4 separate regions of the Homo sapiens genome follow, and all the other regions are linked to region 1. Evidence: chromatin loops called from intact Hi-C (ENCODE). Cell type or tissue: mammary epithelial cell. All regions are shown on one strand. Region 1 overlaps LOC105369890 (a long non-coding RNA gene). Region 2 overlaps LOC107984543 (a long non-coding RNA gene). Region 3 overlaps LOC105369890 (a long non-coding RNA gene). Region 4 has its middle 56 kb from the start of LINC02399.

Region 1 (8,000 bases):
GACATTACTATGATTGTCCTCTTTCCCTTCCTTGTTCTTTCCACGTAGAAAGCTACCATTTATTCACCACCCCACCCCACCCCCGCCACTGCCATTCAATGAGGGCTTTGACACATAGTTTAGAGGCTTCCTTTCTACTTCAAGGACTGGAACAATGATAGATGATTTTCTCATCCTCCATGATGATCCATTTCCAAGCTCTAAATCTGCAGGGGGTGAATTTACCTTAAGATTCAAGAGCATCCATTCCCCTCATATATGCCCTGTCCAAGGCCTTAGGAACTACTCTTGTCATTTGCACTTAAAATTTATATTTTGTTTTTAATGATGTCCCTCTCCTATTAATAAAAGCTTCAGACTTCACAAAATCTGAACCTATATCTGCTCTTTGCAGTGATCTTCTGCATCTCAGCCCCATTCTCCAGTGGACACTCTGGAAATTCACAGCAGCCTAACCTATCCCTGCACTGAAAGCACCTTACCCTGAACATAACACTCTAATCTTTGCAGATTTCTTTCCAGCATTCCTGAGGAATTAGTTTTTTGGCTACAACATTTTGATCTTTGTAAATTGTTAACTTTTTAAAAAATTATAGAAACTATGTGATTATACATTTTAAACCACAGTTAATCCAAAACTCAATTATTCTCATATGTAAAATGTGCCCAACACATTTGAAAACCTTGCATTGAAGTTCCTAGCTAAGCCAAGGCACAAACCAAGCGGTCCTTATGAAACATAGATCATCAACTTCAAACTTCTCTATTTTATGTCAGGACTTTCCTTACTATTTTGATATTCAGCAGAGATACTCACAATGAAATTATTTTCAAGAGTTCTCTAACCCCCAAAACATACCTAATTTCACCAATTACTAAGAGCTTTACTTCAGAGAAATAAAAATATAATATAAATGTCTTTATCTGTGTTCTTACTTTAGGCCCCAAACTAATATTTCAGTGCCTTAACCTTCAAAAATCTAAATTAAAATGTTACTGGGTGAAATCAAAGATGATGATATTAATGAGCTCCAATGATCTGTGTGGAGTGTTATTTTTTCTATTGTTCTGTAATAATGTAAAAGTTAAGAGGGACTACACTGTAAGTGTAGCAGAATTCAGACTGCTAGATTTTAATCCCTGACCTACCCATTACCAGCTGTGAGACCATGGCCAATCTCTCCTTGCTTCAGTTTTCCCATCTGTAAAGGAGGGAAACTGCAGTATCTACACAATAGGGTTGTTTTGAGGGTTAAATAAGTTAAAATGTGGAATAGTAAGCACTCAGTAAACGTTAGCTATTGTTATTACCAAATAACACTTCAAATAAGCAGGCCATCTGTTGGAGATTAGAAATATTTCATCATACTAAAAATTTGTCTAGGTTTTTAGTATGATCATATTTTTATATAAGGTTTTACCTTCAAAGTAGACTAGACCAGGATTCACTTCTGAAACAAAAAGTTATCTGAGAAGGACTTTACAATCTTGATCTACAAACTTTAGTAATAATCTAAGGAATGAGTTTCAGATAAATTGTCTTTCAATTATGCATGTACATGTAAGATATAAACCAGAAACTTCAAAGACTAAGGGCATATACAAGACTCTGGTTCTTACCTTGGAAGAATATTCTTGGGAGGAGTAATTCCCTGTTCGAATGTCTATTAAATACAACACAGTGATATAATTAGACTATAAAATAATAGTAATAATAACAAATGCACACTTTCATTAGCTTACAATCTGGTAAGAGAGAACAACTAAATATACCTTTATAATACTGTGAAAACTACTATGATAGATTAATATATAGGGTTTTAGAGTACTTAAGCTTAAGGGTTCACTCAATTGTAAATAGCTCATCCTCTACAAGACCATGCTGGCCATATTAAACAGTTTAGCCATTTGTCTTTATATAAATATATATATTAAATATTTTTATATATAATATATATTTTATATATAACACATATTTTATATATAATATATATTTTACCTAAAATATATAGTTTATATATTATATATTTTACCTATAATATATATTTTATATAATATATATTATACCTATAATATATATTTTATATATTATATACTTTATATATAATATATTATGTACTTTATATATAATATATCTTATAAAATATACAATATATTATATATAATATATATTATATAATATATTATATATATTATATATAATATATAAAATACATACTATATAATATATATTTTATATATAATACATATAATATATAAGATATATATTTTATATATATAATATATATCTTATATAATATTAAACAGTTTAGCCATTTGTCTTTATATATAATATATATAAATTATATATATTATATATATAAATGTATATATTTATATATATAAATTATATATATTAATGTATATATTTATATATATAAATTATATATATTATATGTAAATGTATATCTTTATATATAAATTATATATTATATATAAATGTATACATATATATTACATATAATTTATATATAATATATAAATTATATATATATTTCTATATATAATTTATATATATCATTTCTATATATAATTTATATATATAATATATATTATTTAAATTATATTATATATAACAATATATATAATAATATAATATATATAAATTATATAATATATATAAATATATAAAATAATATATACAAATTATATATTTTATATATATAATTATATATATACAAATTAATATATAAATTATATATATTTATATATAATTTTTATATATATTTATATACAAATATATATAATTATATATATATTTAATATACATAAATATATATAAATTATATATATATTTAATATAATTATATAAATTATATACATAATTTATAAATATATATAAATTAGATATATCTAATTTATATAAATATATGAATTATATATATCTAATTTATATATATGAATTATATATATCTAATTTATATATATGAAGTATATATATAATTTATATAAATATGTATATTATATATATAATTTACATAAACATGTAAATTATATATAATTTACATAAACATGTAAATTATATATATAATTTACATAAACATGTAAATTATATATATAATTTACATAAACATGTAAATTATATATATAATTTACATAAATATGTAAATTATATATATATAATTTCTATAAATATATAAATTATATATATAAAAAGACAAATGGCTAAACTGTTTAATATTATATGTATTAAATATTATATACATATATTATATACATATTATATATAAAATTTATATTTATATTATATATAATATAAATATATATTATATATACATATTATATATGTTATGTATTATATATAACATGCATATATAATATATAATTATATATATAAGATTATATTACATATTATATAAATAATTATATACAATTATATATTTATATAATTGTATATAATATAAATATATATTATAAATATATATTTATATTATATATTAATATTATATATTTATATTATATATTAATATTATATATATTATATATGATATATAATATTTATTATATATCATATATAATATATAATCTATCATCTATCATATATCATATATATGATATATATCATATATAACATATATGATATATAATATAATATATGTTATATATAATATATTTATATATAAAGACAAATGGCTAAACAGTTTAATATTTTATATATAATATATACTATATATTATATATTTATATAGTTTTTATATATTATATACAACATATATAATATATAATGTATATTTTATATATTATATACAACATATATAACATATAATATATATTTTATATATAATATATATTTAAAGACAAACGGCTAAACTGTTTATTATATATAATTGTAATATATATTATATAATAATTATATATTTTTATATATTACATATATTATTATATAATAATTATATATTTTTATATATTATATATATTATTATATCATGTATAAATTATAATATATATATTTTTGAAACAGGGTCTCACGCTGTTGCCCAGGCTAGAGTGTGCTGGTGCCTTCCCAGCTCACTGCAGCCTTGACTTCCTGGGCTCAGGCAGTCCTCCCACCTATGCCTCCTGAGTAACTGAGAGCACAGGCCATTTTCATAATTACCTTCATTTTAGACTTAGGTTACTAGTCAGCTTAATTTATGCCATCACTACGTGAAGCCATGAAAATGTGTTATATTCTATTCTATTCCTCAGATGAAATTTTGGTGTCAAAAATGTTGACATTACGCATTCATTTGCTCCTTTAAAGAGGTTAAATACAAAGCCATTCTCTTTTACTTAATACAGGTACATATCCTAGAGTCTCCTTAGACAGGAAATAATTAAGCCCACTTGTCATCCTTACCAAATTAGTGCCCAGGAAAAGAAGAAATCCCAGGAGAGGATTAGTGCGAATTTAAATCAGATATACAGCTAATCCAGCACCCAAGCTAGGGTTTGCATTTCAATCAATCAAAGCACAGGGACTTGCATTTTGACACCAAATGCAGAAAGTCAGAGAGCTATGGTTAGGTCTTGGAAGGCTGCTGATATGGAAATGTCTCCTGTGAGTCATTCCACTCTGTGGTTTAAAGAAATTGAGGACTTTTCCCAAGGTGCTAAAGGATGTGGAAGTCATTCTCCCACCCACTGGGTGTGGGTGCAATCACCGATGCATCACTGGGTGTGGCTGGGTTATGATGCAACATAAAGTCCTAGCAGTGCAGTTGCTTGGAGTGGGCAAAATTCAGCCTCACTTCAGGATAACAGCATTCAGTAGTGGCTTTCTCCACCTCCCAAGAGCAGAAATAAAAGAGATTGTTAAAACGCAGAAAGCGGGAATGAACAATTTTCTCCCCCTTTTGTTTAAGGAGGGGTCTAGAAGACAGATGTAAGTGAAATGAATTATAAGTCTCAACCTCCTTCACTCTTATCTGGAGTGAATAGACTGCTTTGTCATACAGCTGCCTAAGGCTAATCCTCCACACTCCCACAATCTTCTCAGTCTACTGCCTGAGTACCTTTGAAGCCAGGATTTAAAATCCTATAAATAGAAACAGGATTACTGGTTGCAGACTGCTGAAAAACTTTAAATGCTTCCTGGAAAGTGCAAGGAAGGATGTACAATGGCATGAGAAGAGGTGAATGGGGAGGAGAAATGTAAATTTTTAAGAGAAATAGTAAACTCTAACTTAACACAGTATTTCAATAAATCTGACTTTTCTTTTTGTGACCCTAAGAGATTTTTTTGATTTTCATAATTAGAAATTGCATCCAGGCAAGGCGTAGTGGCTCACGCTTGTAATCTCAGCACTTTGGGAAGCCAAGTTGGGAGGATTGCTTGAGGCCAGCAGTTTAAGACCAGCCTGGACAACAGAGTGAGGCCCTGTCTCTATGAAAAAAAAAAAAAAAACACGACATATTTTAGTTAGCTAGGTATGGTGACACGCACATCAAGTTACAGTTACTCAGGAAGCTGAGGTGGGTAGATCACTGGAGCCCAGGAGTTTGAGGCTGCAGTACGCTATGATTTTACCACTGCACTCCAGCCTGGGTGACAGGGTGAGACTGCTTGTCAAAAGAAAGGAAAGAAAGGGAAGGGTGGGGGGGGGAGAGAGAGAGAGAGAGGGAGAGAGAGAGAGAGGAAGAAAGAGAAAGAAAGAAATTAAAAGGAAGGAAGAGAAAGAAAGAAAGAAAGAAAGAAAGAAAGAAAGAAAGAAAGAAAGAAAGAAAGAAAGAAAGAAAGAAAGAAAAGAAAGAAAGGGAAGGAAGGAAGGAAGAGAAAGAAAGGAAGGAAGGAAGGAAGGAAGGAAGGAAGGAAGGAAGGGAAAAGAAAAAAAAAGAAAACAAAAAGAAAGAGAGGAAAAGAGAAGAGAAAAGAGGCCGGGTGCAGTGGCTCACGCCTGTAATCCCAGCACTTTGGGAGGCCGAGGCAGGTGGATCATGTGGTCAGGAGATCGAGACCATCCTGGCTAACACGATGAAACCCCGTCTCTACTAAAAATACCAAAAATTAACCGGGCGTGGGGGCAGGCACCTGTAGTCCCAGCTACTGGGGAGGCTGAGGCAGGAGAATGGCATGAACCTGGGAGGTGTAGTTTGCAGTGAGTGGAGATCCCACGACTGCACTGCAGCCTGGGCAACAGAGAGAGACTCCATCCCAAAAAAATAAAAATAAAAATAAAAGAGAGAGAGACAGAAAGAAAAGAAATTGCATCCAGTTACCTTGAGTTTTTACTTAGAAAATGTCCAATTGTCTTCCACCTATTGAAATTCACCTCTTCTATAATCCCCACATCACTGCTAAGGCTGGCTTAAGATATCCATCCACAAGAAATAGGAACACTTTTACGCTGTTGGTGGGAGTGTAAATTAGTTCCACCATTGTGAAAGACACTGCGGCAATTCCTTAAGGATCTAGAACCAGAAATACCCTTTGACCCAGCAATCCCATTACTGGGTATATACCCAAAGGATTATAAATCATTCTACCATAAAGACACATGCACACATATATTTATCAGAGCACTATTTACAATACCAAAGACTTGGAACCAACCCAAATGCCCATCAATGATAGACTGGATAAAGAAAATGTGGCACATACACACCATAGAATACTATGCAGCTGTAAAAAAGAATGGGTTCATGTCCTTTGCAGGGACATGGATTAAGCTGGAAACCATCGTTCTCAGCGAACTAACACAGGAACAGAAAATCATACACCACATGTTCTCACTCATAAGTGGGAGCTGACCAGTGAGAATACATGGACACAGAGATGGGAACATCACACACCGGGGCCTGTCAGGGGTTGAGGGGCAAGGGGAGGGGGAGCTTTAGTACAAATACCTAATGCATGTGGGGCTTAAAACCTAGATGACGGGTTGATAAGTGCAGCAAACCACCATGGCACACATATGCCCATGTAACAAACCTGTATGTTCTGCACGTGTATCCCAGAACTTAAAGTAAAATTTAAAAACAAAAGATATCCATCCACAAATTCTACTAGCTCATTCTTGCCTGGGTCCTCTTGTCGGCAGCGCTAGTCTGTCTGCAGATGCACCATAGATAGGGGTACCATTGCCTTAGAGTCAGGGTCCAGCAAAGTACCATCTCCTGTACAGGTCTCAGGCAGACATGTTGGTTGAACAACTAAGCCTTATATACACTTTTTATAAATCAAGGCCCTCTAGGTGAGCACAGAGTAAGGGCTAATAATTACATTTGAGAATTGATTTGGAATTGATAATGAATAAGACTTTTATGGGTACCTGAGGTCTCAGCCTGTTCACAAATATTAATTTTCATACGTTTTCCATTACTTTAGGATGGTACTGCCTCATCCTGATGAATTCACGTGTGACCGTATTATTTTTTTGGGCTAAGAAATGGATGTTAAGTGTCATTTTCAAGCAGAAGCTTGAAGAGATCATGGTGCGCCTTGCCACATGCGCTTTTGCCTCTCCCATACTAAGCAGCAGCATTCTGGATCATGGCTGAATCAGCAAGGACGGAAAACAATGATGTAAGGACAGAGAGCACAGTGAACTATCTGTGGAAAGCAAGAAACCATTTCAGTTTTAAGTGAACAATATCTGAGGGTTGTATGTTTGCAGCATAACCTAACCTCTCTCAAGGAGTACATACCATAAAATGCTTCTTGGGTTCACTAAGTTGTTGAGTATCATGGTCTTCCCTTTTTTTTTTCTGTTTTCTTATGTCCTGCAACTGTGTAAGTCTTCCACTTTTAAACACATCTTTTAAGGAGGCTGGCTGTCATTGAATGTCTTCAGAGCAATTTTATACATCTTAAAATCAGTCAAGGGAAATGAAAGTTAAGTCTAAATCTAATGAAATCCCGGCAGAGCACGAATAGAACTCAAAGCTCCACCTGTCCTCTAGCTTCTATTGGATAAATATTTTCATAGGAAAAAGGTTTGCAGACAAAGCTAAGCACATTCTTCACTCCAATTTTTCACTAG
Region 2 (8,000 bases), 340 kb after region 1:
CCACCCAAAAAATACAGAATTGAAACTTTAGTATCACCAAACTAGCTCTTTTGCTTCTCAATAATATGCCATGCCCAGCATCTCTAGTACCTGATCTGCCATTTTATCTGCTATCTGATTCCATGACTCACCTCTTGCTCCTTCTACCACTGCATGGTGGTATCCACAGTGGAGCACACTGGTTTCAGAACACTAGAAGTACAGCTTTAGGAGCAGAAGATTCCTAGTCTACAGGCAGTATAGGGAGAAAACGAGAATTCTGTACTCTCCAGTGTAGTAATTAATTCAGTCAAGGATCATCAACGGATGCTAAAACCTTGAACTCAAAGTATTGCTCCACAGATAGCTTATCAATTAAAAAGTAGAAAGTTTACCTTTACAATGAAGAAGTCTGGCAGTAACTATCCTAATCAAGTGACTAAACTCAGTATCACCGACAATGGAGCAACCTGTCATTCACCTGTGTACTCTTTCTGCCAGAAATACTTTAACCTAAATCTAACTATGAGAAAACAATTAAACAAATACAAAATTTGGAACACTTTTTATTACAAGTGACCTAGACTCTTCAGAAAAAAATAATAGCATGAAAAGCAAAAAAAAAAAAAAAAAAAGAGTGGGAAACTATTCTGTAAAAAGAGATGAAAGATCTCAAACTCAAATGCTATACATAATCCTAGACTGGTTGCTACAAAGAAAAACAATACAGCTATAAGTGACATTTGGTGACAGTTATGGAAATTTAAATATAGAGGTTATATTAGGTGATGGTTTGGATTATTATTATTAGTTTTTTTAGGTACGAAAAGATGTGTTTTTTTAGGTACGAAAAGATGTGTTTTTTAGGAGAATATCCTTAATCATTTTGTAAGCAAATTTCAACTTTAATTTTAGATTCAGGGAGTATGTGTGCAGGTTTGTTACATGGGTAAATTGTGTGATGCTGAGGTTTGGGGTACAATTCACCCCATCACTCAGGTAGTAAGTAGTTAAGTTTTCAAACTTCCACCCCCGGAGTAGTCCCCAGTGTCCATTGTTGCCATCTTTATGTCCATGTGGACCCAATGTTTAGCTCGCACTTATAAATGAGAATAGGCTTTCTCATTTATGGTTTTCTGTTTCTGCATGAATTTGTTTAGGATAATGGCCTGTAGCTGCATCCATATTGCTATAAAGGACATGATTTAGTTATTTTTGTGGTTGCATAGTATTCCATGGTATGTGTGGGTATACATATATGGCATATATACATATATACGTGTGTGTGTATGTGTGTGTGTGTGTATATATATGTACATATATATATGTAATATTTTCTGGCTGGGTGTGGTGGCTCATGCCTGTAATCCCAGCACTTTGGGAGCCAAGGTGGGCAAATCACGACGTAAGGAGTTCGAGACCAGCCTGGCCAACATGGTGAAATCCCATCTCTACTAAAAATACAAAAAATTAGCTGGGTGTGGTGACGGGCATCTGTAATCCTAGCTACTTGGGAGGCTGAGGCAGGAGAATCTCTTGAACCCAGGAGGCAGAGGTTGCAGTGAGCCAAGATTGTGCCACTGCACTCCAGCCCGGGTAACAGTACGAGGCTTCATCTTGAAAATATATATATATATATATATACACACACACACACATATTCATATATACACACACATACATACGTATTTCTATATACATATATACATATATACGTATTTATATATACATATATATACATATATATATACACATATACGTATTTATATATACATATATATACATATATATATACACACACACACACACACACATAGTGTTTTATCCAGTCCACCACTGATGGGCACCTAGGTTGATTCTATGACTTTGCTATTATAAATAGTGCTATGATAAACATACAACTCCATGTGTATTTTTGGTAGAACAATTTATTTTCTTTTGGATATATACCCAGTAATAGGATTGCTGGGTCAAGTGGTAGTTCTTTTTTAAGTTCTTTGAGAAATCTCCAAACTCCTTTCTACAGTGGCTGAACTAATTTACATTCCCACCAACAGTGTATAAGTGTTCTCTTTTCTCTGCAGCCTCACTGGCATCTATTGTTTTTTGACTTTTTAATAATAGCCATTCTGACTAGTGTGAGATGATATCTCATTGTGGTTTTGGTTTACATTTCTTCTGATTAATGATGTGGAGCACTTTTTCATGTTTGTTGACCAATTGTGTGTCTTCTTTTGGGAAGCGTCCATTCTGTCTTTTGACCCCTTTTTAATGTGGTTATTTGTTTTTGGCTTACTGAGTTATTTAAATTTCTTATAGATACTAGATATTAGACCTTTGTTGGATGCAGAGTTTGCAAATATTTTCTCTCATTCTGTGAGTTGTCTGTTTACTCTGTTTATAGTTTTTATTTTGTTTTTGTTTTGCTGTACAGAAACTCTTTAGTTTAATTAGGTCTCATTTGTCCATTTTTGTTTATGCTGCAATTGCTTAATCATAAATTTTTTCCCAAGGTCAGTGGCCAGAATAGTGTTTCCTATGTTTTCTTCTAGGATTCTAATAGTTTGAGGTCTTACATTTAAAGCTTTAATCAACCTTGAATTAATTTTTGTATATGGTGAAAGGTAGGTATCCAGTTTTATTCCTTTGCATATTGCTAGCTAGCTATCCCAGCACCATTTATTGAATAGGAAGTCCTTTCCTCATTGCTTATTTTGGACAGTTTTGTCCAAGATCAGATGGTTGTAGGTGTGTGACTTTATTTATGGGTTCTCTAGAATGCTCTTATTCTTAAGGGATGCAGGTTAAACATACTTGGATGTGACAGAATTCCTGCAATTTACTTTTTAAAAAGTCACTAAAAAACTCCCGTGTGTGTTTGTGTGTATGTGTATGTGTGTGTTTGTAAGGACATAAATCAAATGTGGCACAATAATCAGTTAGTGAAATAGGTTAAAAGTATGCTGTGTTCATTGTACTGTACTATTCTAACATTTTTGTAAGTTTTTAAATGATCAGTGAAAGTTGGGTGGCAGGGAATATTGAGAAATTGTTGGCATTGAAGTCAGAGAACCTGGAAGTTGAATTCATGTTTTTATCTTGGGCAAGCCACTCCCGACTTCCGAGTATGAAAGGGATAACCTCACTGACCTATTCCTTAAGACTGCTGTGAGGATAACAATCTAGGCCCAGGGGTATTTGTAAACTAAAAATCACTGCAGGGTTCTCAATCTGGAGTCCAAGGACAGAAGACAGATTCCATGAACTTGGATGGGAATCTCACTACCCTCTAACTGCAATTTAACATTTCCTTCAATTACACACATTAGCATAAGTTAACATGTCATCTATTTGTTCATAGTAACAGCTCAATATTGTTAGCTGTTATGATTACAGTTAATTTTCTTAAGTTGCACAAGTGACAGTCATGAAAAACATGAGTCAGCAACAGAGCTCTTACAATCTTACATCCTCTTTTTTCTTCCACATCTAAAGGACACGCCTACTCTGAGCCAATACTATGTGAAAGATACTATACCGTTGACTCATATTTTCCATGGCCCTCACTTGTGCAACTTAAAAAACCAAATTGTAATAACAGAGTTTACTCAATGTGTTCAAAACTGAACTCCTGATCTTCCCCCTAAAAAAACTGCTCACTCAAAGCCTCTCCCATGATGTCATTCCAACAGTCCAGGTGCTCAAGTCAAAAACTTTAGAGTCATCCTTGACTTTTCTTTTTTCCACCCTACCTCTAATCCTTTAGGAAATTCTGTTGGCGCTACCTTTAAAATATGTAAAAATCTGACCATTTCCCACCACGAATACTGCTACTGCTCTAGTCCAAGCCACCACCATCTTTCACCCAAAGACTAATACAACAGCCTCCTAAGCAGGTACCCTGCTTCTTCACTTGAGTCTATTCTCTCTGTAAATAATTATCCTTTTAAAATATGTCACATCATCCGTTCTCCTTTTTAAAACTTTGCAATGGTTCCCATTTCTCTCAGAGTAGAAACCAAAGTCCTTCCAACGATCTCAAGAACCCATATGATCTGACTTCCCTTTACCACTGTAACCTCAACTCCTACCTATCTCTCTCTGCCCCCACCCTGTCCCAGCCACACTGGCCTCCTTGACATCCCTAGAACGTGCCAGGCATGCTCCTACCTAAGGATTTTTGCACTGGATGTTCTCACTGCTTTGGAACCCAGATATTTATGTAGCTAATTCCATCATCTCCATGTCTTTGATCAAAGAGTAAGAGGCCTACTCTGACAATTCTTTTTAAAACAGCAACTAACCTAGAGATGCCTAATCCCCCTACCTTTCCTCTAGCACTTATGACCTTCTAATGTATAAATAATATAATATGTAGTGTCTATTGCCCCGTGCTAGATTATGAGCTCCATAGAGGGCAAAGGTCTTTTTTTGTTTCCTCATGTTTTTTTAAATTATTTATTCATTTATCTATTTTGTTATTGTTTTGTTTTCAATTTTTATTGTGCTTAAATATACATAATATAAGATATACTATCTTAACTATTTTTAATGTACAGTTCAATGGTATTAAGAACAGTTATGGCTGGGTGCGGTGGCTCATGCCTGTAATCCTAGCACTTTGGGAGGCCGAGGTAGGAGGATCACTTGAGGTCAGGAGATTGAAACCAGCCTGCTAACATGGTGAAACCCCATCTCTACTAAAAATACAAAAAAAAAAAAAAAAAGAGCCAGGTGTGGTGGCAGGTGCCTGTAATCACAGCTACTCAGGAGGCTAGGGTACAAGAATCGCTTGAACCCAGGAGGCAGAGGTTGCAGTGAGCCGAGATCGAGATCACGCCACTGCACTCCAGCCTGGGCAACAGAGTGAGACTCCATCTCAAAAACAAAACAAACAAAAAAAAGCCAACAGTTATATTGTTGTGCAACCACCATCACCATCCATCTCCAGAACTCTTTATCTTATAAAACTGAAACTCTAGAGTCATTAACAAATAACTCCCCATTGCCATTCACTCATATTTTATTATTATAGCACCTAGAAGTGTTTATTACATAGGTGCTTAACAAATTTTTGATGACTAAATGAATGAATGCCTCTTGTAAAACTTCAAATATCATCTCCTTAGGGAAAAATCCCAAATTTATAATATAAGTACATAGATTTTATCCCAGATTCTCTGTTTTATATAAATTATTCCCATCTCTATACTGTTTGAAGCATTAGCTATGCCTCTTGCACATGTGTAATCTCCGGTATCATTAACATGTAATCTTAGACGTAGCAAATGTTTACTATTAGACACTGAGGACCACTAGAGAGGGAGGGGGATAAATTTTGAAAAACTAACTATTGGGAACTATGTACAGTACCTAGATGATGGGATCAATCATACCTCAAACCTCAGCATCATGCAATATACCCATGTAATAAACCTGCGCATAAACACCCTGAATTTAAAATAAAAGTTGAAATTATTTTTAAAAAGTCCAACAAGAGAACAAATGACCGAAGCCCAGAGCCATGAATGTTGGGTCTCCCCTTACCTCCTAAACCAATCCCTCATGTTTTAGCTCCTCCTCTGTGGTCCCAAGTTGGCCAGTATGTGTTAAAGCCAAGAGGCTCTGAATAGGAAGGGCATAGGTGGCATTTTAGAAAATGCATAGAACTATGTTTTCAATAGTATAAAAAACTAGTTTTTTTTAAAAGTTTTAATTTATGCATAGTAATTATGCATAAATTTTAATTGATGCATACTAATTATGCATAAATTTTAATTGATGCATACTAATTATATATATTTATGGGATACAATGTAATATTTTGATTGCACATGTATGCATTGTGTAATGACCAAATCAGGGTAATTAACATGGCCATCACTTTTAACATTTATCACTTCTTTGTGATAAGAATGTTCAAAAACCTCTCTTTTAGCTATTTTATTGTCATCTCCAGTCTAGTATGCAAAAGAACATGAGAACTTATTCCTCCTATCTAACTGTAAATGTGTACACGTTGACCATCACTCTCATCATCTCTCTCTCCTTCCTACCCTCCCCATCCTCTGGTAACTACTATTCTCCTCTCCACTTCAACGAGAACAACTTTTTAGATTTCAAAAATGAATGAGAGTATGTGGTGTTTGTCTTTCTGTGCCTGGCTTATTTCACTTAACATATTGCCCTCCAGGTTTCTCCATGTTGCTGTAAGTGACAGCATTTCATTCTTTTAAAAATATAACACTTCACGAATTTGCATGTCATCCATACTAATCTTCTCTGTACTATTCCAATTTTAGTATATGTGCTGCTGAAGTGAGCATGATAAAAACAAAGGTTTACCATGAAATATTAATGGCTTTATTTTAAGTGCCTTGAGGGCCAGTGAAAGAGAAAAGATGAGAAGAAGGAGAATCTAATCACTATACTCATACTGGAAACTTGGGGTAAAACAGCAAGTTTCTAAGAGTTCCAGCTGCTCAAGAACCTGCTAGTGCTCTTTTTTTTTTTTTCAGGGGAGGGGGGCACATTATTACAATACAGGGATATCAGCTTTGGGCAGCATCAGAAGGCAGCTTCACATAACTCTTCATGAAGGGTAGTGGCCAAATCTTTCGGCCAGCCCAGCACCCCTTGTGGTGCTGTAGCCCACTGGAAGGCCTCTTGCCCAGCCAACGGTTGTGACCTGCCCTGCCAGTGACCTGTTTGTTATGATCAGTGTTGGATACTCAGCCTACTGTTGCTATGCATGTTTCCAGCACCTGCATCTGCCTCTTAGAGGGCAGCTGGATAACGGTTGTGCCATTCACCTTCCACAGTAGCACACTACACGTCCCTGCAGCTTGGATATACTGGGCACCCCGGCCTGGCTCAATTTCCATGTTGTTGATGAGGGTTCCCACAGGCAGAGCCCCAAGTGGATGTGCATCCCCTTCCTGAGCAGCAACTGCCATTTGGCCTATGTGGTTGGAGTTCAGGATTGTATCTCCAGCCTGCAAGTTTTCTGTGGTGATGATCCAGTGTTTCTGGCTACCCCCAGCAACCAGAGCTATGTCTGCTGACCTACAGGGATCACGGTGGACTTGGATAACCTTCTCCTCAAAGGGTCCTGACTTGGTCTCCTCCTCAGGCCAGAAACACAAAAGTCAATCATGCAATAATGTTGCTTGTGGCCCCTGTCAATACCGTGCACCCAGATCTGGCCTGTGTGGTCTTCACCCCCAGACTTCCTCATCTTCACTGGTTTAATTGTGTACTTGGTATGACTCTTTCAAGGCACAAAGTTGGCACTAAGGGCCATAGAAGTAAGGATTTGGTGGCAGGGGAGCAACATCAAGGCAGAGGGCCATTGGAAGAGGGCATTGTTCATCACCTGGGAGGCAGGGAACAGACTCGGGACAGAAGTGGCAACGGTCGGGGGTGCCAGGCTCAGAGAGTGCAGAGTGCAGGTCAGTGCCCACAGGGCCATCAGGATAGCCAGGGCTCATCACACTCCTGCTAGTGTTCTTGAGAGAAATATTGAGATGGAAAACCTATGAAACCACAATGAATACCCTTCCACCAAAAAGAAAAGGGAAGATGACCTTTTCTTTAGATCCCACCTGAAGTAGGAGAAGGTCAAGATACGTAGAATCCTATTGATACCTATTATTAGTAGGGAAGAAGAAACCATTTAGGGAGACATATGATTGTGTCACTCAAATTCACTTCTACCCATCCTTTAGGAAAGGCTCCAGATTCTTTGGCAGAATGCCTGTAAGCTAAGAGACAGGCTAACAGAGGGATCCTAAAACAGAGCTGTGAGCAGTGGTGAGGAGGAAACCCCTCCACACCTCTCTGAGAACAGCAGTGGTAGCAGCTGCGGTGAGAGGATGGTGGATAGACTGAAGCCAGTTGAGCAGGGGGAGGAGAGTGGAGAGTGACAGTGCAGCAAGAGCAGATCTTTTAACAGCTAAGTAGAGAGAGCATGAGCAAGGGGACATGGAAAGGCTCAGAGGTCCAGGGGCTTAAATAGTCTG
Region 3 (8,000 bases), 70 kb after region 1:
ATTCCCCAGTCAAGGAGGCACTTCTATAATTTGGGGAAATTTTTAGGAGGGCACAAGAAAAGCACTGTAACATTCAGAATGTCAGTGTCTGAACTGATAACAATGCTATGAGAAGGGTCCCAGCTCTTTGTAAACACAGTTTCAGTTAAGATCACAGAGAAGATTTTTCCACAGATGGATAATTCCAAGGATATAGTCAAAATCAGTAGCAAAATAAGATTTGATTTCTAGGGATTCACTGCAGAGCTAAATGTGTTGGAATAATTTGGAAAGTAAATGATACTGCATTTTTAAAAGATATCATCATTATTTCAAATCTTCTTCTCATTTTTCCAAATGGTGGTATTTTATTTCAGGTGCTCATCTTTTGGCTTCCTTTCTTAAATCTGAAAACTAAGTTCCCCATTTCCATGCGCACCATTTCCTCAGCCCACTTTAAAGGAAAGTCAAACTGTTTTCTAGAACCTTACTTGTTAGGCTGGATTTTTTATAAAATTTTCTTAAAATATTTAAAAAGATTTGCTAGACAGAAAAAAAATAGCCCCTCAAATATATATTCCATTTCTAATCCTCAGAACCTGTGACTATCACTTTATATGAAAAAAGAGTGAGCATTACCTTATATAGCAGAAGACCTGATTAGGAATGTTGAACAGGAGCATTATCCTGTATTATCTGGGTTGGTCCTAAATGCAATCACATGGACTCTTATAAGAGAGAAGCAGGCCGGGAGCGGTGGCTCATGCCTGTAATCTCAGCACTTTGGGTGGCCGAGGCGGGTGGATCATGAGGTCAGGAGATCGAGGCCTTCCTGGCTAACACGGTGAAACCCCATCTCTACTAAAAATACAAAAAAATAGCCGGTCGTGGTGGCGGGCTCCTGTAGTCCCAGCTACTCGGGAGGCTGAGGCAAGAGAATGGCGTGAACCTGGGAGGCGAAGCTTGCAATGAGCCGAGATCACGCCACTGCACTCCAGCCTGGGTGACACAGCGAGACTCTGTCTCAAAAAAAAAAAAAAAGAGAAGCAGAGGGAGATTAGACACAGACACTCAGAGGAGAAGACTATGAAGACAGAGCAGGGAGCGGTGCAGCCACAAACAAAGAAATGCCAACCACCACCAGAGGAAGAAGTAGAGGATTCTCCCCCTCCCCACTCTGGAGGTAGACAACACCTCAATTTTAGACTTCTGGCCTCTCAAACTGTGAGAGAGTAAAATTATTCTTTAAACCACTAGATTTATGGTAATTTGTTACAGCAGCCACAGAAAACTAATACAATAGGTAAAAACACAAGAAACAAAGGAAACAAAAAGACGTAATTAAAAAAAAAGTCCCCCTCCAGAAAAAAATAAATATATCTTTTTCTATTGATAACTATCATTTACCAAGCACCTGCTGGATAGGTGCCAGAGAAGGATTTACATGCTTTATACACATAATCCTAATAATCCTAATGCTTACCAAAACCCAGCAATGTAAATGTGATTATCCCCATTTTGCAGATGAGAAAAATTGACTGGCCCAAGGCCACATACAGTAAGTAAACAGAATTCCTCAGATTCAACCCAGACGCATTCGACTCTAAACTTTCCACTGTTCCGGCAACACTCTGCTGCATCCCATACTTCTCTTTTTAGCCTCCCCTTTCTGTCCCTGTCAGCCCTCTCTCCATCCAATTGCAGAGCATACTTGCAACTGTTTATTTTGCTATTAACCAGCTGCAAATATTTCCTTCCAAATGCCCGGGAGCCAACCAATTGCATTCCTGGCATTTGTAGGAAACACAAATCATAAAAATAAACCATTAGGCAATATGCCTCAAATACCATGGCCTGTAATCTTTTTTTTGAATCTCTTGAATTCCTATATCCGGGCCCTATGCTATCTAGACAGGTTGCTTGCTCCTCTACACCACACCAACCCCGATTTACCCCAGATCAGACACATTTCCAGCAACTCCCTGGCTTCCAGGGCTACAACCTTGTTTGGATAAAAACCGAATTTGAGATTACCAACAAGATCTTATCCATCCTGCTAAGCTCCCTCTTTCTCCCAGTCTCATCTACTCCCCCGTATCCTTTCCACTGGTTCATCCATCCCTGATCCACTATAATTTAGGCCTCAATGTGTTTTCCCAGGGCAAGAAATCACTAATAAAATCTCATTCTCTCCGAGACTTACACATGTATATATATATATATATATATATATATACACAAACCATGGCTTTAGCAGGTATTTATTTCTTGAGGCACAAAAAGACAGCTGAACAAAAATAAAAACATAAATTTCTATATTGTTAGAATAACCTAGGACAAAAACCCCTCTTTCTCCTAATGGTGGGAAAGGAATACTGCTCCTCTCCATCCTCACCCAGCTGCCTTTCTCCTTTCTGCTAGAAGAGATCTAAATTCTCAGGGCTTATGTATCATCCTGGCTTAGGGGCAGGAGCTTCTGGTCTGAGAGTCCTCCTCTGGCCTGGCCTGTGTAGTTCAGCCTCCAGGTCTTAGGTTTTAGCCCAGGAGACAGATGGTAATAGGGCTTTGTCTCCAGACTCAAGCATCCATCAAGCTTTGCTCAAAAAGCTCAGTTGTCTTGCTGCTCTGCTCCCCTTCAGCCCTTGCTAAAACTGCTGATCCTCTGAGACCCTCTAGCCTGGATCTTGACCATTGAGGCCTCACCTCCCAATCACCCCACTAACCCCTGGCAGACAGACATCTCACAGTTTTCAATTATAGTTTAAATCCCCTCAGGCACAATGTTTCAGGTTTCCTAGATGCATCCAGGGAGGAAGGGGTTTGAGGGTGAGGCAGAGGAAGGGGTGACTCAGACCCTTCTGTGTGAAGTAGCACATCACCATCTCCATCTACTAAGGCAGCCCCACATGGATATAGAGTCTGGGAGGTGTCTCCTTCTGGAATTCCAAACAAGAAGCAGAGCAGCATGCCAGTCCCTCCTTTTTTTAGAACCCTTCACCCCTCTGGGGGACTTAATCTCCCGCTCCAGGCTTCAATTGCAGGGCGACAAGGAGGAGGACCCTCTCTAGCATCCACACTCAGGCTTTTCATTGAAAATCCTCCCAGAGCTCCTCCCTTAATTAAGCCTAGCAAGAATTCAAAAGTCCTCTTCATGAGGAAAGGAAAGCTGCCCCAAAGGCGTGGTGAATCCTCCATATTCTCTGGTTCAGGGTAGAAACTCAGCACCTCCACCTACTTGGCTTTGCTCTTGGTTTCTCATATGAAGTTTTTAAATTTCAATGAAACATTTTTTCTTCCAAGTGCCTCCTAAAAGTATATTGGCTTTTAGAGTATTCTGTGTCTGTGGTGGTGGACTTCAAAAAAGGAGACAAAACTTGAGGCCAAGTGAGAACTACTTTGTCCATGTGGTTGTATCTGCATTTATTCAAAAGCAGTAAATGTATTGCTCCAGTGCATGGAGGAACCAGGCATATAATTAGAAATTACTAGCAATGAAAGATGCAGCATTGAGTTTTTTACAGGCACTATTTTGCAACATTATGCAAACACCATAATCTAGGTTTATACTATGGTTTACAATTTTATATATTATTATTGTAATGGTGCGATTTAGCAATATCTTTGAAAAATAGTGCTTACTTTTGTTTAGTTTTGAAATCAAAACTGCACATTTATTTGCTCATTTTTATTTCAAAATTGAACAATTTAAAGTAGTTTACACATTTAAAATCTGATGTGATATGGCATATCAGGACTAGTAACACTGCTCACAAAAAGCATGTGTATTTTGCAGATTACTCTATTATTTTTACATTTTGTCACATTTTATTGTTGAAATGTTATAATAACAATACTTGAGAATGAAATTTTAGAGTTACTCTTGGCTCCATCATCCTATGAGGCTAAGAGGATATGCTATAAATTACTAAACTAATTCCATCTTATTGGATATTAACTTTTTTTTAATTATACATAGTTTTGGATAATGATGCAATAAATAACTTTGCATGCACATATTTTCTTTATTACGTTACTTACTTGAGATCAAATGCCAAGATTTCAATTACTAAGTCAAAGGGCAGAGTTGGCACTAATCAATGTCTTCACAAAGCACAAAGGTTACCTCAATGCCTTTCCTTGCTAAACTCAGTGCCCTTTAATGCTACCTATGAGTTTTTTATGAAGCTAAGATTACTGCAATAAAACAAGTTTTTATAAAAGTCTTTACTTCTTTCATGGTAAAGTGACCTTTTTATGTTTACACAATATATCATAAAACAACCTCAGAAGTTCAATAGATCTAAACTCAGTAACCTATAATGTTATCTGCAATAATTTTTTTCTGACTGTTTCAGGGTTCAGGTGAACTTATGGACACATAATACAAGTCAAAGTGCAATATGAGACATGTTTCGCATGTGGCTTCACATGCAGATAAGGCATTAGTATGAAAATAAGTACACCTTAAAGTAGGTAGCAAATTATAAAATGAGGTTGCTTTTATAATTTATTATATTGAGCTTGTAGCATTATGGTCAATATTAGACCTGAACAACCAAGGAAATCACTGATAGAGAGAGGGGGCGGGGGGGGCTTCAAATAGAAAGACTTCTTAGAAATTTTAAACCTTGCTCTTTATATCAAGGCTTTCGTAGAACTTTAAGAATGTTTTTAAGCTTACCTTCATTATGCAAAATGATTTTCATGTATATCTGAATCTATTGAAAAGAAGTAAAAACCAATGTCACAATGTCATTAACACTGTTATTTCAGAAATATATTTATTGGTTCCTAGTAGTCTATGAAGAACAAAGCAGATCAAACTAGCAAGTTACTAAATTGCTACAATTACTACAGATACTATCCATTTCAGTAGCTAAGAGGCATGTAGATATACTAAACAATATGAAGGAGGTATTTTATGCCCAGTGGAATGAATTCTAGGAAATTGAGCTCAAGAAAACCGAATTAATATCAGAGTTCTACTACCAAGCATGAGACCTTTCCTCTCCCTGCCCTCTAGTTTGGACGTCTACAACATAAGGGACAGGGCTGTGCAAGACCTTTCCAAGCCTTGTAATATTATCATTCCACAGCAAGGGCAGCAGCAGCAGCACTACTCCAGCATGAAGGGATTCAATGACAGTAACCAATGTAACACGTAATTGTCACGTAATTATAATGCAAACCTCTTCACAGTTAACCAAATGAGCAGTATACACAAACGTCCTTTTACCCCTCTCTTAAAGTATGATCAGTGGCAGGTGTAGCTAAATATTCACAGCATAAAAATCTGTATCATGTTTTTATACTTAGTGACCAGCGAATTATTGGATGGCATTACTACCTAGCCCAATCATTACTTTATGACCCTCCAGCAATATTTTTTTCTTTCTTTCTAAGTCTGCTTGCTAGGGAGAGGAATTTTTTTTTAACAAATCCCAGGAATGGAACTCTGAAGACAAAAATTAAATTAAATTAAAAGTTGATTGCAAAATCATAAAATCACATCATTTGCTTTCCTCACCCTTTTTGTTTCATTTCGGATTCTGCCTCCTTTGTGAAGCCTTTTCTGATGTTCCCAAGTCAGAAGTGAGATCTCTCCCCCTCCACCCCCACACCTCTCTTCTGTAATTCTACCTTCTTCAAGGACTTTATCATAACTTCAAAGCACATAGCTCTCTCTCTCTCTTTTTTGGTAACAGTGGGTAAATACTTGTCCTAATGTCTCCTACGAGATTTTAAGCTCTTTCTGAGGATAATTTTTTTCTTTTATTATCCACATATTGCTCACAATACATAGTATCTTAACAGTATTATGTTACTTGTTGACTTGAATCAATGATAATTTAATTAATTAGCTCCACATTATTTTACTTCCTATAACAGTATTTATATGATTGAGGCTGACATCAAGCCACCCTGATAGGTCTAAGTGGTGTGATTATGCAGGAGCCTACAATAAAACCATAGTTTTTTTTTCTTCTTTTATTCTCATGGAACATCTGGACAACATGAGCTGTGGTTTTGAAGTCATGGGAACCATGAAAACACTTGTGCCGATTCACAAAGATGATCCCATGATGGACCTCTCAAAAAGAGTTTATATTCCTAGTACTCCTTACAGATTGTCCCCTTGCAGAAGCACAGGAATAGCAGGTTCTATATAGCTCTACCAGGTTGGAGAAGTGCATATGCCCTAATCTGCTGCTCTCACAACAACAGTTTTGTCTACCCTGAATTTTAGGGTCTACTCTTTTTAGGCCTCTCTGCCCTGTGATATCTGGATGAGCAGGGACCTTGGAGGCACTATTCTCATGAAGAATAGCCCCCAAAAGACCTCAAGGACTACAGGTAGCTTAAAGATAAAATCAGGGCCACTAGTTTCTAATCATAACACCTCTTATAGGAATGTATTATCCTTACATAAGTCAGCACAAGTCAAAGTCATAAAGCATTTTAAGTCATTAAAATTATACTTTGCCTTTAGCTATAGTGTTAGACAAGACTGGATTAAGATATTTTGCTTAAATAACTCTAATAAAGTCATTGATTTAAAATATCCAATTTTTGTTTTGCAGATAAAAGCATATAAGTAGCCAATAAGAACAAAATAACATTTACTATCAAATATAAAATATCATGTTCAAAAATGCTTTCAAAACTCTATGGCTTTACATAAATAATAACTCACCCTGCAGAATTTTGTATGTGTTTTGCACTTAAAGAGTTAATCTATGGTTTTATAAAATCTCTTTTAATCCACTTCAGTTATATTTTAAGTATCACTTTCAACAAGTCAAATAAAAACAAACTCTGACAAACTTGTCTGCCACACTTTACCCAAAAATTAAGCCAGTAAAAGTTTTCAGATTGTTTGAAAACTATTAAACCTACTGTGCATACTTCCCGAGTTGTGAGTTGAGAAAATGCTAGGAAAGTTAGTGCCATATGGTCCATGTACTAATGGAGTTAAAATACAGATAAAACCAAAGTCCTTTGCCATGTATTTGTTGCCAAGTAGCTTGATGAATCTATGTTCTATTGTTCAACTTGATCACATTAGGGGCCATGCTTCTTACTTCTTTTGAATCTTAAAAGCAAAACGAAGTTATCTATAAAGGTTAGATAATGTTGGTTAAATGAAAGAACATAATATAGCTCAGAAAATAGAAAGAAAATCTAATTAAGACTAAGCCACAAAATACTTATAAATATTGAGAAATGTCTCTGATACCTATCTATACCTATATAAATTCTCTTAACCTTCAAAATTCAGCTCAAGCTTACATCTTCTACACATCCCTCCTGACTTCCTCTCTCCAAATTCCTACAACACATAAACTCTCGAAACTATACAACTTAGAAAAATTAGACAAGTGTGATATTAATTGTTCTTCCTTGCTCTGTCTTGTCCTGTCTCCACCTCCAACAGAGATTGTAACTCTCTTGAAGGGAAGCAGTGATTCTTCTGTGTGTCCTCCAAAGTGACTAGTAGTGTACTTAGCACAGAGTGGGTATTCAATTGAATTCAATGAATTACAAAGATGATGTATAACTTAAGATTCCTAAGGAGAGCTCTCATTTTGGTAAAATGCACTCCCTATTATCTCAGTTATTGATATTTTTCAATATTGAAAAAGCATATGCTCAAGGGATACCTATATATTTGCAGTAGATACTAGTAGAATACTCACGTGACTTTAATGACTACCTAAGGTCTATGCCACCTAAGATGCATCATGACACAAACATAAGGGGTGGGAGAGAGATATAATTATAATCTTCAGGTGTTTAGATGCATTTTCTTGTGTGCAGCTGCTATTATCTCTACTTATCATTGATGTGTCATTTTATATTCTGGCAGCAATGATTATTCCTAATTATATATGGGAAAATAAATTGTAATATGTATTTAATACAAACACTCTGTCATTTGGGTAGTTATGTCAAACGGTTAATCATGTTTAAAACTAACAGGAGGACAGATTAGGGGGCAAAAATATGTTATGAAAAGACAA
Region 4 (8,000 bases), 200 kb after region 1:
ATTCCAACTAAATGATAAAACCCAGTGAAATGGGTGCCATAGTACACTTCACCTTTAGGCCATCTCTGTGACAGTCATGCAGGCCAAGTAAAATTATTGAATCCATTTGAAATGGTAGGAAAGCAATTCAAATGGTTACTTTTATTTTTTGAGACAGGGTCTTCCTCTGTCACCCAGGCTGGAGTGCTGTGGCATAATCATGACTCACTGCAGCCTCGACCGCAGAGGCTCAAGCTATTCTCCCACCTCAGCCTCTCAGTCGCTGGGACAACAGGTGTGAGCCACCACTCCCAGCGTTTTTTTTTGTTTTTGTTTTTTTTTTTTTGGAGGGATGAGGTCTTGCTGTGTTGCCCAGGATGGTTTTAAACTGCTAGACTCAAAAGTGCTGGGATTACAGGCACAACGCACCTTGCCTGGGCCCCAGATGGTTACTTTTAAAGTAAACAGCTAGTAGCAAGTCGAGTTACCAGCTAGCTAATTAAATGATTTTAACCATTATTTTCAAAACTTGTAAAATAAATATAGCCTTTTCCAGCTGAAAAAAAAAACCTTCCAACAACCCTGTGAAATTAGAGACCCAAAGAAATTGTCTAGAATAAGTGACACACTTGCAATATTTAATGCAAGTTCAGTGACTTTATCTCTACATCCTTTTATCTCTATAGAGACACAAGTGATTATATCAGTGCAGATTATTTTAGCAGCTTAGTAAAGGAGAGAACATTTTTCGTTTGAAAACATTGCCTAGCTTTTATTATATGTCTCTCCTAACATTTTGTTACCTAGTAAAATATTTGGAGAATGTATCTCAATATTAATACATTTAAAAGTGAGGCTATTTTGTTTCATCTCTTATGTTGGGGTTTAAATGACTTGGTGTCAAAGAAATCTCTTGTGTTATTACATCCTGTTTTCATCAGCTGTAATGTCCTAAGCATGTTCACACTAAGGTGTGCTCCTGAAAGTTGCTGGAAATTTTTGAAAAATTGAATCATATTACAAAATACTCTAAAAATGTTTGGTATGAAAAAGAGACTGAAGATGACTCATTTTATAAAGCAATATGTCTATTTTTTGCTAGGAGTTCTGCAAGACTGGCCCAGAAAGACTGATAGCAAACTGGGAATTACCAAGGGTGCTGTCAGAAACAGATGAAATGCAGGGCATGGCATTAAGTAAGCAGGAAGGAAAAAAAAAGGTCAGATAGGCCAATATTGATTCACTGTGAAGCCTAGAGAATGGAATTCATATAGGAAAACAAATTAGGAAAAGAAAGAGTTCAGTAAGAAGATGAAATATTTAGTCTCCCATTTATTCACTGAGTATTTATTGAGATCATAGAATGTGCTGGGCAGTGGGCAGTCTACTAGCTGTAGAGATACAGCTGTGAACAAGAGAAACACAAGTCCTGTCTTCATGGACATTACTGTCTCATCTAGTGTTGCTCAGACTTGCAGAATGTAAGTCTCATTCGTATGGACAAAAAACAAGTTCTCCCAGAGAACTAGTGCTAACCTAAATTAATTGTGTTACAATGATAAATAAAAATATATTAGCATACAACTAAATATTAATACATTATATATCCAGCTCTTATATGGTTGTGTTAGTCTGGTTTCACACTGCTATAAAGAACTGCCTGAGACTGGGTAATTTATAGAGGAAAGAGATTTAATTGACTCACAGTTCAGCATGACTGGGGAGGCCTCAAGAAACTTACAATCATAGCAGAAGGCAAAGGGGAAACAAGGCACCTTCTTCACAGGGTGGCAGGAAGATAGAAGTGCTGAGCAAAGGGAGAAGAGCCACTTATGAAACCATCAGATCCCGTGAGAACTCACTCACTATCCTGAGAACAGCATGGGGGAAACCGCCTCCATGATCCAATTACCTCCACCTGGTCTCTCCCTTGACATGCATGGATTATGGGGATTATAATTCAACTTGATATTTGGGCAGGGACACAAAGCCTAACCATATCAACAGTTATAAAAAGGTATCAGAATTATAAAACAAATACACAATTTCAACACCAGTAAAACTCAAATTAGCCTCATTAATTAAGTATAATAGATGATATTTTGTTGAAAACAGTATTAACTCACAACATACTCCATTGCCCTAACAAATTGTGCTATCACCAGCACATCTTTTTAATATATCTATAAATCTATAAATCTTCATTTATGTGGCACAATGTGACATAACATTTTCACTTGACACATATACACTATTTACTTGTGTTCACCTCTGTTCCAGTCTTATTAACCCATGACAATTAAAGGGCCATGATTTAGTGCCAACATAATTGAGAATATATATATTTTTACATTGTAACTATATATAATGACAACGCAAAATTTAGCTAAACTTGTCTAAACTTGCAGATAGTTGATAGATGCCCCCATCCATGGCCAAATAAATCTGTTCACCCCTTTTGCAAGGAGATATAGGATGAGAGGCCTGATTAAAAGACTATTGCTCTGGTGAGGATGCAGACTCTAAATATATAAGTTATTATAGGGGTGCTTGGCTTTACTCAGAGACAGTGTTATGAGGGCAGAGCAGAGGGATCTCCAGCCCAGCCCTTTAGGATACCTCTTTGAAGAAGTAACATTTAAACAGACTTGAGGAAAGAATTGGTTTTAACCAAGAAAAGAGTACAGGAGAATATGAGGGCTAAATTTTTCAACATGTTAACACTAGAGTATCTGTGCACCACTTCAGATCAGCCACTGACCTTGTGGGACTGAGTGTTAAATATTTTGCATTTATCCAGTAACTTGAAGAATCTTCATCTATGAAATAAGGGCTATCATACCAACCTTATAGCATTCCTGGGGTCATTCAATGAGTTACAGTATGTTGGTACTAGGCACAAGGTCTGGTGTGAAGTAAGTAACTTTACTGGAATTGCAACAATGGTGGTGATGTTAGGATGATTCTAAGTAACCTAATCAGAATCATATGTTGCTAAGACTGATGGTATATTTGTTAACTATAAAAGCAAAATTTTATCTGTGCCTAGGGCCAACTTTCTTATCCTCTCCATGGATGAGAAGAAGAAACTGGACTCTACTATTTTTGTTTATTATACACATCCCAGAATACTCTTATGCAGCATTTGAGAGGGAAAAGCAGAATACTTTTGGCCCCTCAGAGGACAAATAACTTCAAAGATTTATACTATAACTTTTGTAGGGCAATATACTTTTTAGTCTATATAAAACAATTGTCCTCTCTTCCCTGCACATTTAAAGGAGCTACTAAGGAACTCTAACATAGCATGGCCTCTGCCCTGCAGACATTTGTGCCTTTTAGCAAAAGATCAATAGTCTTTTGCCCTCAAAGAAATCCCTTCTCTCTGAGCATCAAGAAACAGAGTTGAAGTTCATACTCTCTGAACCCCCAGTAGTAAACCCTCATTTCCTGCCCACACTCATGAAGCCCTACCTTATTTTGGTTCATAAAGGATGGTTCAAGGACACTATGCCCAAGCTCTTCCCCACACCCAATAATCTGGGTCCAGAGTGAGAACAAGAGTTGCTTCCATATTTCTAATGTCAGTAACCACAGACATCTGATTTTCTAATGGTTTCTTATAGACTAGAAGTCAACAGTCCATCCAGCCATGAAAATAAACTCTGACTTATAAGTTCAAGACGAAAATAAAAGAAGTATACAGAGTCACAAATAGATTAAATTTCAGATACAGAAAAACTCCAATAATAACAAGGATGGGATTCTGTTTAGAATTTGAATACATAATTTATAGGCCAGTTGTCCCAAAGGCTCCCCTTTGTGGCACACAGCACATATTCTAGCAGAAAGTGGACACCTAAAATCAATTGTTGGTACAATCAGTCCTTTCATTTTGCTATTGATTTCTTGGCATAAAATGACTCACTAAAGGTCACTTGGCTAGCTAGCCTCTAATCTAGGTCTGCATTGTTGGCCTCTCAATTCTTTTTTTTTTTTTTATGCTTTAAGTTCTAGGGTACATGTGCACAACGTGCAGGTTAGTTACATATGTATACATGTGCCATGTTGGTGTGCTGCACCCAGTAACTTGTCATTTAACATTAGGTATATCTCCAAATGCTATCCCTCCCCCCTCCCTCACCCCACAACAGGCCCCGGTGTGTGATGTTCCCCTTCCTGTGTCCATGTGTTCTCATTGTTCAATTCCCACCTATGAGTGAGAACAGGCGGTGTTTGGTTTTTTGTCCTTGCAATAGTTTGCTGAGAATGATGGTTTCCAGCTTCATCCATGTCCCTACAAAGGACATGAACTCATCATTTTTTATGGCTGCATAGTATTCCATGGTGTATATGTGCCACATTTTCTTAATCCAGTCTATCATTGTTGGACATTTGGGTTGGTTCCAAGTCTTTGCTATGGCCTCTCGATTCTTAATCCAGTGATCTTTCTGGTACTTATTAGTGCTTCCTCTTTTTTCCACAGGTTTTATTGAAAAACACATACACACATTTAAAATTCTCCCACCACTTGTACCAGTTTGCCCCCAAGAATCTTTCCAAGGTTCCCTTCCCAAACCTGACCTATCAGTCTTTCTGTAGCCATCCCTTTATGCAAATTACATTCTTGCTCTCTGCCTGCTTCCCTTGAACTGACACTTAACACTTCCCTTTATTACCTGTCCTTTCTTTACCTAATACTTTAGCACCAGAACTCTTGGCTTAATGCCCTACACCAAATGACAGTACCCTGGAGATCTGGCCTTTTACCCTTCCTTCTTTGGAGCTAAACAACAACCTTACCAGCTTTCCAACCAGTTTCTTCTCTTGGAACCTGATAACTACTCTGCCATAAAATAAACAGAGAACTGAGGACCCATAAAATTCAACACCAGCCTGAATGGTTCTAGTCATATTATTGACCTTTTACCTAATGCCTGCCTCCCAAGGTTAACTCTGCTAATTTTCACCAGGGTTGAGGCTATGTCTGTTATCTCCTGACCTTGACTCTATCCTGACTCCTGCTAATTCCTTAGCAATGTTTCGTCTCCAGAAGGGACGTGGCAGTCAAAGGAACCCAAAAGCAACTGGCACCTGACCCAGGCTATTGGCAAATGCATTTTCTACTGGCCCATCAAACTGGTGAGCAACAGAATCATCTTGAGAGGAGAGTGAGGTGGCATTCACAAATATGGATGTGAGTAATGAGAGCTTGTCAGGCCTTATGCTTCTAAAAAACAGATTTTTGTGACAGAATTAGATAAAGTTTTATTTCAAACTTGCATAACTCAGCATTATGCTATGTAAATCTTCATGCTTTTAATTTTCTGCTAAATTTCATGGTCCAAAAAAATCAACAGATGCTGAAGAAAATTATATTTATGTAAAAAAGCTTCTAATTCAATATGAAAATAATAAAAGAATGAAGGCTTACTCATGCAACTCAAAAAATCTCGGCAGAATTTTGAAGTCCAAGAGCTTCCCCTAGGGGGTACTGGCATGTTACAGTGACCAGATAGTATTGATGCCACCTTTTCCCACAAATATACACCCCTCTTCCCCAATACCAATCACAGTCTTCACAACATTTGACTTCACCTCTTCTCCAGTGATTTAAGTGTGGTGCTTTTGCTGCCACAGCCCCAACTTTTATTTTTATACACTCAAAATAATTACATTTAGAGAAAAGAGGTTTCAAAAGCACAGATATCCCCAAGCCAGACATTTTACAAATAAGTGCCACTGGGCTCAAAGCAAACTTTAAGAGAGTGTTAATGTCTCTATGTGTTTTGATCAGTGTAACAAGCCACTCTAAAACTTAGTAGCATAGAAAACCCACAATGATTGTTTTGTCTGTAAAGATATGTGGGTTAACTAGGCTTAGCGAGGCAGTTCTTCTGCTTCATGTCCTCTTGGCTAGGGCTAGCAACAGAATCAGCCTGGCCACTCCTCCAGAGGCCAGACTGAGCTAGAATCCAAGATGGCACACACATGTTGTTGGAAGTTCAGCTGGTAATGTTGACTGAAACACCTCCATTCTCCTTCCAGCGGACTTTCCATGTTACTTGAGATTCACACAGGGTTCCAAGAGTTAACATTACACAACATCACTTCTACTACATGCTGTTGCCAAAATATGTCACAGTATCAAGGGAAGGGAAAAAGACTCCACCTCTTCACGATCCATCACGCTATCCAAATATATCTATCCATATATATGGAAGAAAAACAAATCAAAGATTTTATTGTTGAGGCAGTCATCTCATTGCGTATGAAGTACCTTCCCTTGGTTGACTCAATCCCAAAAGAGACCCAAGAAGCTGACTCACTGCTTTTGAATTTTCTTCAAGGCAGGAACAGAGTGAGAATTTCTCAAATTACCCATATTGGAATCTAACTTCGAGGGGGCCTAGGGAATCTTGAGGCTATTTAAAAATCAAGGGTCATGTAGGCTTGAAAATTCCTGTGATTTATAACCCTGCTTGGGATTTACCTTGAACTCTATAAATGTAAAAACAGCCCAAATAATACTCCAACAGATTCTGCCAAATGAAAGCATAGTGGGCCACCTAGGTATAATTGTTAGGAGGGAGAGGACTACAGTGGTTCTGCCTACCAAAGGGTTAAATTTAAAAATTTTTAAATCGATACTCATTTGCATTGTGTTCCAGCTCTATTAAAACACAGGACTAGAGGTTGGGCATGGTGGTTGGCTCATGTTGACAATCCCAGCATTTTGAGAGGTCAAGGCAGGAGGATCACTTGGGCAACATAGCGAGACCTCCATCTCTACAAAAAAAAAATTTTTTTTAAATAGCTGGGCAAGGTGGTGCATGACTGTAGTACTAATTAATTAGGAGGCTGAGGTAGGAGGATTGTTTGAGCCCAGGAGTTCAAGGCTGCTGTAATTCATGTTTGTGCCACTGCACTCCAGCCTGGGCAATAGAGTGAGACTCTCTCTCATCATATATATAATCATATATATATATATACATATATATATGAATTTTTTCTCTCTAGTCCTATATGTAACATATTATAATACGTATACTTATATATATAAGTATAAATATAGATATAAATATATATTATAATATATACTTACATATATAAGTATAAATATATAATATATTATAATATATATCTAGGACTAGAGAGAACAAGATGATGAACTCAGTTCCCATGAAAGAACTCAAGGTTTGCATTTACCATACCCCGAAGCCAGACTGGTCATTTCGTAAACTTGCATCTTGATTTACCAATGGATCTGGAAGAAAGGAGACAGGTCAGTGCTCCTCCATTCTTGACATTGAGAACACATAAACCAGCAGGTCTTCTCTTGAATATTGAACTTCTTTCTACTTCTCTTTATCTCAATCTCCTTCCCCCATTAAAAGTCAGGAAGAAAACTAATATTTATTTAGTTCTTACTGTGTGTCACCCACTGTACTAGCTTTTTTTTTCAATTTTCTTCTTTGTTAAACCAATATCATGTAATTTAATTATTACCATTTGGAGTTTTGCACACCATAGGTATTTAATAAAAAGTTCTCATTTGACTTGCTAAGTTATGTGGCTGGTAATCAATCACGGCATCAGCAGTGTTTCACCCCATGAAAAAATCTCACATATTTTTGAGGACAACCTCCTTTGGTTCTCAAGTACAGAAGCTGAGTATCCTTGCCAGGCACAAAAATATATTATTTTTTGGCTCATATCAGCTCAGATATGATATTAAATTTGCAAAACATGGTAATGAAATCCTGAAGAAATAGAAGACATTTTCATAATTGTACTTTAACCTATGTAAGATATCTTATTACTGAATATTCGTACAAAATGCCATTTGACCATGAGCTGGAGACGTTGCTTATTGCAAGCATTTTACAAGCTAATTTTGGATGAATGTACTACTTTAGCAAATTTGCACTTCTCAAAAATAGGAATTTCATCTAGAATGGAATGGCAATTTTCCCTCAGGACATGAATGATCATTCTCATTTTGTTAAAATATTTCAATA

What was found. Hi-C counts contacts between places; a loop is a spot of excess contacts. Peaks named below come from ENCODE experiments on the same cell type or tissue, not always from the same donor. Only the 100,000 strongest peaks of a DNase experiment are listed, where the experiment ranks them.
Region 2: it touches region 1 in a loop (7-fold over the local background); 5 of 110 quality-filtered maps call a loop at or near these places.
Region 3: a loop joins it to region 1, with 4 times the contacts of the local background. A loop is called at or near these places in 6 of 110 quality-filtered maps.
Region 4: it touches region 1 in a loop (4-fold over the local background); 3 of 110 quality-filtered maps call a loop at or near these places.

Annotation. Positions count from the first base shown.
Region 1 is chr12:90,088,100-90,096,099 of GRCh38, reverse strand. The region is part of intron 10 of LOC105369890 (a long non-coding RNA gene); the gene reads right to left. Among named protein-coding and RNA genes, the nearest start is that of LINC02399, 140 kb to the right of the region's middle. RefSeq lists an enhancer at 4,419-5,021. In mammary epithelial cell, no CTCF peak of the experiment used is centred here; DNase peaks (open chromatin) are centred at 4,659 and 4,969; H3K27ac peaks cover 1,649 bases.
Region 2 is chr12:89,752,364-89,760,363 of GRCh38, reverse strand. All of the region lies in intron 2 of LOC107984543 (a long non-coding RNA gene), which reads right to left. It also overlaps the pseudogene MRPL2P1 and the pseudogene RNU6-148P. Among named protein-coding and RNA genes, the nearest start is that of ATP2B1-AS1, 47 kb to the right of the region's middle. In mammary epithelial cell, no CTCF peak of the experiment used is centred here; a DNase peak (open chromatin) is centred at 3,513; H3K27ac peaks cover 2,399 bases.
Region 3 is chr12:90,018,217-90,026,216 of GRCh38, reverse strand. It overlaps LOC105369890 (a long non-coding RNA gene), which reads right to left. Exons shown (of 13, transcript XR_001749246.2): 8 at 4,661-4,697. Among named protein-coding and RNA genes, the nearest start is that of LINC02399, 75 kb to the right of the region's middle. In mammary epithelial cell, no CTCF peak of the experiment used is centred here; no DNase peak of the experiment used is centred here.
Region 4 is chr12:89,887,540-89,895,539 of GRCh38, reverse strand. No RefSeq gene overlaps it. Among named protein-coding and RNA genes, the nearest start is that of LINC02399, 56 kb to the left of the region's middle. In mammary epithelial cell, no CTCF peak of the experiment used is centred here; no DNase peak of the experiment used is centred here.